Linked DNA regions of Homo sapiens: region 2 is linked to region 1. A link is a contact called in ENCODE Hi-C or POLR2A ChIA-PET data. All regions are on one chromosome and are shown on one strand. Each heading gives the region's core, a stretch centred on a gene start or an enhancer-like site at or near the end of the contact. The rest is flanking DNA. Distances are from core to core; before and after follow the strand shown.

Region 1 (5,492 bases), core at 1,109-3,608:
CGCTGAAAGTCTGTAAAGTTCTGTGATTTTTATATACTTTTTAGTATTTCGTTTTTCATAACAAAATTTGATTTTAGCTAAAATTACTATATAAAATATTCCAGTTGTGTACAAAACATGTAAATGTGACTTTTGGGAAAGCAAACACACCAAATGATGTTTTCTCCTAAATGCTTTTTGAAATATTATAAATTAAGTTATAAGAATACATAAAGAATAATTTAATGAATACTGGTATGTCCACCATGGAATTTATGAAATAAAACATTACTGATAAATTCCCTAGGTACTCCTCCCTGAGCAAGATTTTTTTTTTCTAAAAAGAAGCCAGGAAATAAGAATAACAGACGGAGAGCCCTAGACTCAGGCTTCTTCAGTTTGCAACACCCATATTTTAACATATTTGGGGGGAAATGTAACATTCAAACCCAGTGTGTATCATTTAACAAAGAGTTACAAAGCAAACACCCATGTAACCATTGCACAGGTCAGGCGATAAAGCATTTCCAGCATCTCTGAGCCCCTGACCCTCTCCTCCCCACTAGGAGATGACCATTAGCTTGACTTTTTTTCTTTACTACTTTTAATGCCTATACATGCATCCCTAAACAACAGCTTTGCTCCACCAGGTTCTGAATTTTACATAGAAGATATCACACAGCATTCTCCGGCAACTTTTTTTTTTTTTGGTTCAACACTGAAAGGCATTTGTGTTGAAACACAAAAATACTTCATTGGCCACTGTACAGTGTGCCCTTTTTATGAGTGGTGTATAATTTATCTTTCTCCTTCAGGTAGGCATGAAGGCGGCATCCAGTTTTCTGCCATTACAGTCAACCTTCTTGTACACGTCTGCTTGTGGACATGTATTAAAATTTATCTAGGGCAGTGGCTTTCAAACTTTTTTGTCCATGACTCATACTAAGGAATGACGTTTTACATCATGACACACATTTGTGTATGTATGAAACTGAGGAGGGGGAGAGAGATTCATAAAGCGAACACCCCTATGACCTGAGAGACACTGATGTTCTATTCTCCGTCTGTGTTTTACAAATTCTGATCATCCATTTAAATGACTTTACGACCCACTAAAATGGACTTCAAATTCTGAAAAACATTGTTCTTAAGGATGAATACCCAGGCGTGCAACTGCTGGATCAGGAAACACGGACATCGGACGTCGTCAACTTTTCCAGATCCTTAACTGTTAAATGTTCTTATCTAAGCGCATATAAATTTACCACTATTTAACTTCAGAGCGAAAAGCGTGAAACATCAGAGAACATTTTATCTTTTCCCTCGGTCATTAAACAGTATTAATCACTTACCATGTGCTAAGTAAGCAATCTCTGAGCCCAGCGAGACCGGTGGGTTAATACGCGGAGGGGCTGCGGGGGAGGACTTAGGGGACCAGGACCTCAGTGAGGCCCCAGAAAGCACCCGGGAGGGGCCTCCGATCCTGCCTGGGAGGGAGGGGTTAGAGGAGGATTCCTGGAAGAAGGAGGACCTAAGCTGGGTGTTTCTATTTTTGATTTTTATTGGTTTCCTAAAACATGAAAGTAACACATTTGATGAGAAAAAATATTCAAAATTACAGGAGTATATTCAGTAAAAGGTAGAAATCCCCATTCCGCCCTGAAAGTTGGATGCGGAGACTAACAGAAGTCGCATTATCAGCTGTCCCGATCTAGGAAATTTTTAGGACCCCACGTTTTTAAATACTTTTAAGAGTATGTCTGATACAGTCTGTAATACTAAAGCATCAAAATAATCATATTTTCCATAAGAGACGAAAGTGCAAACAGTTACTGTCTAGTCCCATTATTACTTGGAACAGACTTTTTCTTCTTTTCCTTGTTCTGTTTTTTTCCTGGCCCGTTGGCGAGGTTAGAGCGCCAGGTTGTAAGAATCGGGTCTGTGGACCTCATACCAGATAGGCGCGAACGCCTCTGGCAGCGGCGTCCAGGGGGTCCGGCGGCACTCGCGGTGGGGCTGCCTGGGTTGCGGGTGACGATCTGCGGGGTCCCGCACCCGGCCCCGCGGAGCCCGGACCCGCACGTAGGCGGCGCGGCAAAGGCACACCCTCCTCGCGGCCGCGAACCCAGCGCCGTCCTCGCAGCGCGGCAATGCACGGCCACCGCTGCCCCCAGCCCGCCCGCCGCAGCCGCGAGCACCCAAACACCTACCCTGCGGGGCGACGACCCCCGGAGCTCAGGCGAGGCCGCTCGGGCGTGCCACCTCCGCGGCCATGACGGCGACCCGGGGAAGCGCCCCGCGCGCCAAGGCCCCGCGCTGCTGAGCTGTGAGCACGGCTGCCCCGTCCGTCCGTCCGTCCAGCACCCGCCCGGAGAGTGAGGCCAGAGCACGCCCCAGCCGTGTCTAAATCAAGGCTCGGGGCGGTACCGACGGGCTGAATGACAAATGGCAGATGCCGTGGGCTTTGCCGCCCGCGGCAGCCAAGAGGATGGCTGCGCCGAGGAGGCCGCGCGCAGGCGGGGCTCGGGAGCCGGAACGGCGCGGCCGCGAGGAGGGCGCTGGGGCCCCTGGCGGGGGCGTCACGTGGCAGGAGGAGGCCCCGCCGGGGAGCTGGGGGTCGGCGGCCGAGGCGGGGGGAGCTGAGCGGCACCCACACGTCCTGCGGGCCGGGTCACCGGTGGGGGCAAAGCCAAGGTCGCCCAGGTACAGCGCTGGCGCAGGTAGACCCGAGCCGGCCTGGGGTCTGCAGCGGGGCCTGCTAGCCGAAGTCTCCGCCAGGATGGGCCGCCAGAGCCCAATCACACATGAGAAACGCGACAGATGCTGGGACGCTGCAATAGGCCAAACTAACTTACCTCCTGTGCCAGCAGCGCCCAAGTGCAGCTGCCCAAACGTGAGCACTGACCGTGAGCCAGGCACTGTCCTAAGCACTTTGCAGGTAAATACGTGTAATCCTCACAGCAACACTGGGAGAAATACCCGTCTCACAGCTGAAGAAACGAAGACGCAGAAAGGGTAGACAGAAGTAATTTTCTAATTACGGTATCACACTACGTCTGCTTCATATAATTTCAAATTTTTCATGTTACTGGAATTTAAGAAAAATAAACTGAAGGGAATCTCTATTGCTTTCTTCCCTAAAAGACGTGCTTTTTAAAAGGCCTATAAGCATTACGTAAAAAGATTAAGAGAGGTGTAAGGAGCTCACTACATGTTCGGGTTTAGAAAGTCTCATAGCTCTGAAAGATGAGGTTAATTAGCATCATACACCTCCACCTACCTTTAGGGGGTAACCCTGCCTCTCAATTTCCATTAGTTCTGTTACTTTCGGCTTCCTAGCAATGAGAACATTTGCAATTGCTCTGCAACTTTATTTTTCCAGATGTTGTCTTAATTCTATCTTTAAATGAATTTGATATTCACTGTAACTTATCTATCCCTGAATTTTTATTTTTATTTAGTTCTTGATGGACTTCCTTCATTTTCAAGTCATATTCCTAAGGAGGGTTTATAGAGTGCTGCCATGTTTGAGAAGATCTGGTGTTTTTCTCTATACATAAATAAAAAGTGAGTTGGGTAAATATTTTCAATTCACACCTTCCTTCAAAACCTAACAGAACAAGATGGCAATTGCTTTATTTATTTTTTTATTATACTTTAAGTTTTGGGATACATGTGCAGAACGGGCAGGTTTGTTACATAGGTATACACATGCCATGGTGGTTTGCTGCACTCATCAACCCGTCATCTACATTAGGCATTTCTCCTAATGCTATCCCTACCCCACTAGCCCCCCACTCCCCAACAGGCCCCAGTGTGTGATGTTCCCCTCCCTGAGTCCATGTGTTCTCATTGTTCAACTCCCACTTATGAATGAGAACATGCGGTGTTTAGTTTTCTGTTCCTGTGTTAGTTTGCTGAGAATGATGGTTTCCAGCTTCATCCATGTCCCTACAAAGGACATGAACTCATCCTTTTTTATGGCTGCATAGTATTCCATGGTGTATATGTGCCACATTTTCTTAATCCAGTCTATCACCAATGGCCATTTGGGTTGATTCCAAGTCTTTGCTATTGTGAATAGTGCTTCAATAAACATACGTGTGCATGTGTCTTTACAGTAGAATGATTTATAATTCTTTGGGTATATACCCAGTAATGAGATTGCTGGGTCAAATGGTATTTCTGGTTCTAGATCCTTGAGGAATTGCCACACTGTCTTCCACGATGGTTGAACCAATTTACACTCCCACCAACAGCGTAAAAGCGTTCCTATTTCTCCACATCCTCTCCAGCATCTGTTGTTTCCTGACTTTTTAATGATTATCATTCTAACTGGCATGAGATGTTACCTGATAAGCAACTTCAGCAAAGTCTCAGGATACAAAATCAATGTGCAAAAATCACAAGCATTCCTATACCCCAATAGTAGACAAATAAGAGAGCCAACACATGAGTGAACTCTGATTCACAATGGCGACAAAGAGAATAAAATACCTAGGAATACAACTTACAAGAGATGTGAAGGACCTCTTCAAGGAGAACTACAAACCACTGCTTAAGGAAATCAGAGAGGACACAAACAAATGGAAAAACATTCCATGCTCATGGATTGGAAGAATCAATTATCATGAAAATTGCCATACTGCCCAAAGTAATTTATAGATTCAATGCTATCCCCATCAAGCTACCATTGACTTTCTTCACAGAATTAGAAGAAACTACTTTAAATTTCATATGGAACCAAAAAAGAGCCCGTATAGCCAAGACAATCCTAAGCAAAAAGAACAAAGCTGGAGGCATTACACTACCTGACTTCAAACTACACTACAAGGCTACAGTAACCAAAACTGCATGGTACTGGTACCAAAACAGATATATGGACCAATGGAACAGAACAGAGTCCTCAGAAATAACACCACACATCTACAACCATCTGATCTGTGACAAACCTGACAAAAACAAGCAATAGGTAAAAGATTCCCTAGTTAATAAATGGTGTTGGGAAAAACTGGTTAGCCATATGCAGAAAACTGAAACTGGACCGCTTCGTTACACCTTATACAAAAATTAACTCAAGATGGACTAAAGACTTAAAACATCAGACCTAAAACCATAAAAAGCCTAGAAGAAAACCTAGGCAATACCATTCAGGACATAGGCATGGGCAGAGTTCATAACTAAAACACCAAAAGCAATGGCAACAAAAGCCAAAATTGACAATTGGGATCTAATTAAACTAAAGAGCTTCTGCACACCAAAAGAAACTATCATCAGACTGAACAGGCAACCTACAGAATGGGAGAAAATTTTTGCAATTATCCATCTGACAAAGGGCTAATATCCAGAATCTACAAAGCACTTAAACAAATTTATAAGAAAAAAACAACTCCATCAAAAAGTGGGCAAAGGATATGAACAGACACTTCTCAAAAGAAGACATTTATGTGGCCAACAAACATATGAAAAAAGCTCATCATTACTGGTCATTAGAGAAATGCTTCAAAGATTTC
Region 2 (6,284 bases), core at 2,909-5,408, 260 kb before region 1:
TCTGTAAGTCTCAATACCCTTATCTGAGGAGGAAAATAAAAATAATTGCTTAGCTGAGCGCAGTGGCTCACGCCTGTCATCCCAGCACTTTGGAGGCTGAGGCAGGCGGATCACTTGAGGTCAGGAGTTCGAGACCAGCCTGGCCAACATGGCGAAAACCCATCTCTACTAAAAATGCAAAAATTAGCCGGGCATGGTGGCGCATGCCTGTAATCCCAGCTACTCAGGAGGCTGAGGCAGGAGAATGAGTCAGGAGTTCAAGACCAGCCTGGCCAACATGGGGAAACCCCATCTCTACTAAAAATACAAAAATTAGCCAGTCATGGTGGCGCACGCCTTTAATCCCAGCTACTCAGAAGGCTGAGGCAGGAGTTCAATACCAGCCTGGCCAACATGGCCAAACCCCATCTCTACTAAAAATATAAAAATTAGCCAGGCATGGTGGCGCATGCCTGTAATCCCAGCTACTCAGTAGGCTGAGGCAGGAGAATCGCTTGAACCCGGGAGGCAGAGGTTACAGTGAGCCAAGATGGCCCCACTGTACTCCAGCTTGAGTGACAAAGTGAGATTCCATCTGAAAACAAAAATAACAATAATAATAAGAAGAAGAATTGCTTAGCTTATCTTTTAGGGATAGTGGGTAGAAAATAAATAGGAAAATGTTCTCCAAGCACATAAGAAATAGATGATTACTATCAGATTTCTGGGTGAAATTGCGACAGTAATTTCCCAAGAGGAGGAAGGAACACAGATCTTCCTCTTTCTTAAGTCCTGGCCAAGTTTCAAACTCTTGAGTGGGTAAAGAGGGGCTATATTAGTTCTCCTTTCATATTTCTGCCCTCAAAAACCTAGAGAATCTGTGGTGACTACTGGAAGAAAATTCAATTTAAAAACATTTATTTGAGGCTGGGCGCAGTGGCTCATGCCTGTAATCCAAGTACTTTGGGAGGCTCAGGCAGGCGGATCACCTGAGGTCAGGAGTTCGAGACCAGCCTGGCCAACGTGGTGAAACCCCATCTCTACCAAAAATACAAAAAAAATTAGCTGGGCATGGTGGCGGGCACCTGTAATCCCAGCTACTTGGGAGGCTGAGGCAGGAGAATTGCCTGAACGCGGGAGGTGGAGGTTGCAGTGAGCTGGGATCGCGCCACTGCACTGCAGCCTGGGTGACAAGAGTGAAACTCCATCTCAAAAAAAAAAAACAACAACATTTATTTGATACTTTTTTGATTAGTCAGGGCTCTTCACTGCTGATGAATCATGACAAACTTAATGAAAGAGAGAACTCATTGGCTCATGTAACTGAAAAATCCAGGGGCAGAAAACCTTCAGGCGTGGTTGGATCCAGGTGCTTACAAGCTATCTCATTAAGAACCTGTCTCGCTCCCTCTTTTGAGTCTGTATTTCCTCCCTGTTGGCTTTTGTTGTTGTTGTGGTTGTTAACTTCAGTTCTCCTCTTGCGGAGGCAAGGTGGCCACTAGCCACTCTTGCTCATATTTGTCTGGTTTTAACAGCTCCAGAAGAAAGAGAAAGCCTTGCTTTCCTATTGTTCCAGCAAATTTTTTGGGCCTGGATCTTATTTCTGCAACTTGAGCATGTGTCCCTCTCTGAACCAGTCACCAGTGCCAGGGAGAAACTGGGCTCTGATTGGATAAGCCCAGGAGCCCAAGAGCCTTGTGCCCAGGGATGAGGTTAGCCTTCTACAAATAACATGGACTAAGAGAGGGGGAATGTGGCTTCCCAAAGGAAAAATGTCAGGAAGGCCATTTCTAAAAGAAGTAGAAGAGGATGCTAGACATGCCTTTCCTCCTTCCCCCCAAAAAGACACTTAGGTCCCCAATATCTACTCTGTGCGATATATTATTTTGGGCATTATGGGAATGACATGATAAACACGACATCCCTCAGAAGGCTTAGACTAGAATCATGTGATTATGCAATCGCATACACATGAATTTAGTAATGAACAACTTAGTAAGTGCTATAACAGAAATAATAGTTAATAGCTAATATGTATTGAATGCTTTCTAGATCCTAGGTACTGGTCTCAGTATTTTACTTGGTTTAACCTATTTAGTCTCCAAAAGAACCAGGAAAGTAGTTGCTATCTCTCCATTTTGCAGATGAGGACGCTGAGGCACAGAGAAGTTGGTTGAAAGTGCTTTTGGAACACAAAGTTCTAGCCCATCAGGATAGTGAGATCTCCATGCAGAGCTACTGTGTGAAGAGAACTTAACATTTTAGGGTAGATTTCACCCGAGAGGGATAGGGAAACAGTCTAAATTCTAGGAAGAAGGAACAATACATGAAGGAATGGAGCTGAAGAACCGCAGATGTTTAGGAAATGGCAAGAAGTAAAGTTTGACTTTAACACCAGGCTTGCAAAAAAGAGATGGAAGGAAAGTGATGGGAAAAATGGTTCGCTGGGACGGGTTGTAAAGCTTGGCTGCCGTTCCAAGTCCAGCTGGTTCCACAGACTGTAGAATTCTTTAGTAGGGGAGTGGCTGGAGCAGATAAACAAAAAAATCGCCAGACCCCTGAGTGTTTTTAGGTGGGGATGTTGGCTTTGTATCTCTGCTGTACATTCTTGGGATGTTTTGGAAGGTTTTTGCAAATGTCCTGTTGGGTGGCATTGAAGCGGTTGTTTCTTTAAATGACTTAGCTCTGCCTTAGTGAAGATCTTGTTAAAAGCAGACCATTTTCTGACATTCTGTTTTCTGCAACTGCTATTGAAGAGGGGCAAAGCCGAGCCAGGCTCTTGTAGAACACTTTCAACACAAGACAAGTGGTTTTGTGTGTTTCTGTCACAGTTTTACAGTGAGGCCATTCAGTACTCAGAACTGAGAAGATAGCATGGCACGCTTATTTAATAGTCTTCTATTTGCTCTTCTATTTTGTCCAGTCATTAAATGGTGTTAGAATTGAGAATTAGGACTCTCTTTCCTCGCCAAAGAAAAACACAAGTGACTTGTTGACTACAAGATTTACTCTCACAGATATTTCCAGAGTAATATGAAATCCCAGCCAAGTATCCGCAGAAAAAAGCCAGCGGCATATGCTCCAGCCTCTTTTCCTGAGTGCAGCTCCACAGCTACCTCTCCATGCCCAGAAGGACATCATAAATCATTTCTAATTTATGAGGAGCCCAGTCGTGTACTACACCCTGCTAGGTGCTGGTGTTTGTCGTCTACAGACTGTGAGCTCCCTTCTTCAGTGCATACAGAGACTTTTTCAGATCATCCATAGGACAGAAGGTTGAGAATTTTTTTCCCTAGGACTGGCCCAGCCAAGAATTAAGGAGGGAGAAGACAGAAGATTCTTGTCGCTCAGGGTTTTGCCACAAGCCTCACTTGCTTTTTCCCAAATTGAGGACTGGGAAGGGGCAGAAACAATACCATTCTCATGATTAGCTATTTTCTTTTATTCAACAAATACACATATTTTTTCAAAGCCAACAGCCTGCAAGTCAACGTTGGGGACACAGCAGTAAGCAAAACAGAATTTTGGTTCTCAATGAGATTATACTTACACATGTTAGGAGGTGACGATGGGTTTTGCAGGGAAAGAAGAGATAAAGTTGGGAAGGGGAATAGCCATTCTACATCAGGAGTTCAGGGAAGGGACTTCCACTAAGGTGACCTTTGAGCAGAGACTTGTGGGACAGGATGGAGTGAGTCTAGCAGTTGTCTGGGGATATGGCCTCCTGGGAAGGACAGAGGCCACCATGCAGGGCCCCAAGAAATTGAAGCCAAGAGCCAGAAAGAAGTGGTTAGGAGCCAGGCACGTGGGAGGCGGGACAGCCTAAGGGGCTGCGGTGAGTTCAGGGATTGTTGGAAGTAAGATGGGCAGCCATGGGAAGTTTTTGGAAGATTACCAGAGTATAAGCCTGAAGTCAGGAAAATACAGGGCAGTGTTTCCTTCACTTCCCAGAGAGAATTAGAGTGTGCGCTGCTGTTATCAGAATTGAACTGTCAAAACATCAATTAGCCCAATGCAGAGTGAAACAGAAATCATGGCTTTGTTTGATCTTGGTATAAAAAAAGCTCTTATGCTTTTCCAGTTGGGATAAAAGTGAGAGGCCATGAGTCATTTATTTACTCAACTGGCGATAATACTTTTCATGGAGACACCTTAGCTACTGTATTCAGCTACGACATTCAGCGACCTGTGCCCCACTAGCGTCTTCCCTGGCAGTATCTTGGTTGTGCTGTAGCTGTGGTGCATAGATTTCTGTGCATAGATTGGTGTAAGCTTCAAAGTCAAAGAGCAGCTGGTGGGATACTTGGGATCAGATTCGAGCAGGCTGCAATAACAGCAGGCTCTCAGTGATGACCTGGAGCCGACTGCTGCCGTTTTCTGCTCACAAACAACTGACTTTAGTCCGGAGCTACAGAGAGCTTGGGTTAGATTGATGCGCAGAAGTTACAGGGAGTGCGATTTGACTCCTTCTCTGGAATACCTTCCTCAAAATGAGGGTGATCGATACTGAAGTGGGTTGCGCCTTAAAGTGAGCATCTTCCCTCTGAATGATTTTAAGCAGGTGAGCACATCTCAGGAATATTCTGAGACAGCCCCTGCTTTGTGCGGTGTGTTGGACTAGAATGACCTCTCAGATTCATTGCAATGCAAACCCCCTCTGAGCCCATGAAAAAGTGTCCAGTGAATGTGCTCTGCAAACATGCAGGCACTATATAAACAAGAGGCAAATATTTTAAAAGGTGAAGAATGAGATACTTGTACTGCTGTGAGAGCGGTGGTTGGAATGTTGTGCCCCAGCAACATACTTTCCGTGCTCGGTCGCCTGCAGTTTGTTCTCATTGGCCCTGTACAGAGGTATCCGCATTGTGTGTTAAATACGCTCTCAGCGAAAGACCAAACAAATAGCCAACGGCATTTTCCTATCAGAGCCTGTTTATAGGAGGTAGAGCAAAAGAACAAAGCTGTTGGTTTTGATTCTTGGCAGGAAGCCAAGGCTGCTGCTTCAAAGCTCCAGAGTTTACAAGGAAGAAAGAGGGGGAATTTTTAGTTTACAAGGAAGAAAGGGGGAATTTTTAGCTGAGACTAAGTTAGAATTTAAGCAAAACTCAAAACTAAAACTAAAGAATCCTCCGGGATCCATAATGGAAAGGCAGAATAAGAAACCTGGTATGTTTCAGGCTATCGGATGATTTTTTAGTGCAAGAACGAACGTTTTAAAAGGTGCCCGAGCAGAGATTACAGACAGCCTCGATTAATGACACAGGATCACTCAGCATTTGAGCTGGATGAATTGTCCTTAGTGATCCTTGAATTGTGTCCCTTATTTTACAGATAATGGATTAGAGGCCCAGGAACTCAAAATGACTGCCCAGGGTCACTCAACAAGTTGTAGGAATTCAAGGACTAGAATCCAGGACTCCTGGCAGCCATTTTGTGTTTTGGGCAATTTTAAAGAAGCAGCAAACCAGTAAAAGTTTTGTTTCTTATGAGCAAAGGGCCGGTTAGGAAGACAGCCACCGTGATTGAATGCTGAATTGGCAGTGCATTTGGTTTGCGAGAATGTGGCCCGATCCCTAGGCCAGCGGCACTTGCTCTTGCAGTTGCCACCTTCATCCTTAAGTTTAGGGCAGAACAGCCGTGAATCTCTGGGCCTGTTCCCAGGAATGGAGGCCAAGACAACTGTTGGAGGAGGTCTACAGAGTCCCGCCACCCCTCAGAGCCCAGTCAAGCATGAATGGGCTTTTACAATCCGTAGGAGGCTGCAGTGGTCAAGGTCCTTCTAAAGCACCTGCAAAATCCCAGCAGTGTCCCACCTGTCACTGTGGGTGTTCTTTGGCTTCCTGCCGTTGATAAGAGTTCTCTCCTTTTTGACAAGAGGCCGAACAAATTGAAACTGTATTTAAATAACAACACTCTTTTTACATAATAGAACACCCAGTTTAAAAAAAAAAAAAAGACTCTTTGCCCGGTTAACTTTTTTCATTGAAATTACTAACCTTTAAGTGAGCTGTTGTTACTTGCTTCTGGAAGATACAGGAAGAATGGGGTCAGTGAGGAATCTAAAGGAAGGGAGGGAAGCCTTCTGTGTATGTCTCCTTTTTAACCCAAAGCTGTTCGTTGTCATTCTTTTGACCATTTATTCATTCATTCACTCATTTTCCTGTTTGTTTCTATTCTGATTCTATCCAAAAAAAGTTTGACAAAATGTGCAGTAAAGAGCTTATATATTGTACATAAAATATAAGTCAAGTCAGGTTTTAGAGAAGGAGGAAACAGAGATTCCATCCACGAATTGTCATATGAAA

Evidence for each region. Hi-C counts contacts between places; a loop is a spot of excess contacts on that map. ChIA-PET counts read pairs that join two places held with the same protein, here RNA polymerase II (POLR2A). Pooled maps may share reads with other maps.
Region 2: a loop to region 1 is called in a map of PC-9, with 2.7 times the contacts of the local background. The contact joins the enhancer-like site here to the promoter of PLAGL1 in region 1. A Hi-C loop is called at or near these places in 2 of 168 maps with a recorded cell type or tissue (HepG2 and PC-9) and 2 of 50 pooled maps. POLR2A ChIA-PET finds 5 or more read pairs at or near these places in 2 of 52 experiments (BJ and Panc1).

What each region holds. Positions count from the first base shown.
Region 1 is chr6:144,005,901-144,011,392 of GRCh38, forward strand. It overlaps PLAGL1 (PLAG1 like zinc finger 1), which reads right to left and starts at 2,359. Exons shown (of 8, transcript NM_001317162.2): 1 at 2,190-2,359. HYMAI (hydatidiform mole associated and imprinted) reads right to left here and starts at 2,359. Exons shown (of 1, transcript NR_002768.3): 1 at 1-2,359. RefSeq lists silencers at 1,788-1,970, 2,166-2,355, 2,546-2,595.
Region 2 is chr6:143,740,916-143,747,199 of GRCh38, forward strand. All of the region lies in intron 2 of PHACTR2 (phosphatase and actin regulator 2), which reads left to right. Among named protein-coding and RNA genes, the nearest start is that of PHACTR2, 66 kb to the left of the region's middle. RefSeq lists enhancers at 3,115-3,784, 5,126-5,796, 5,797-6,284. Within about 2 kb of position 4,159, at least 20 of the 41 ENCODE cell types and tissues checked have a DNase peak (open chromatin) inside an H3K27ac peak, as active enhancers do; they include PC-9 and Panc1, where a contact is called at or near this core.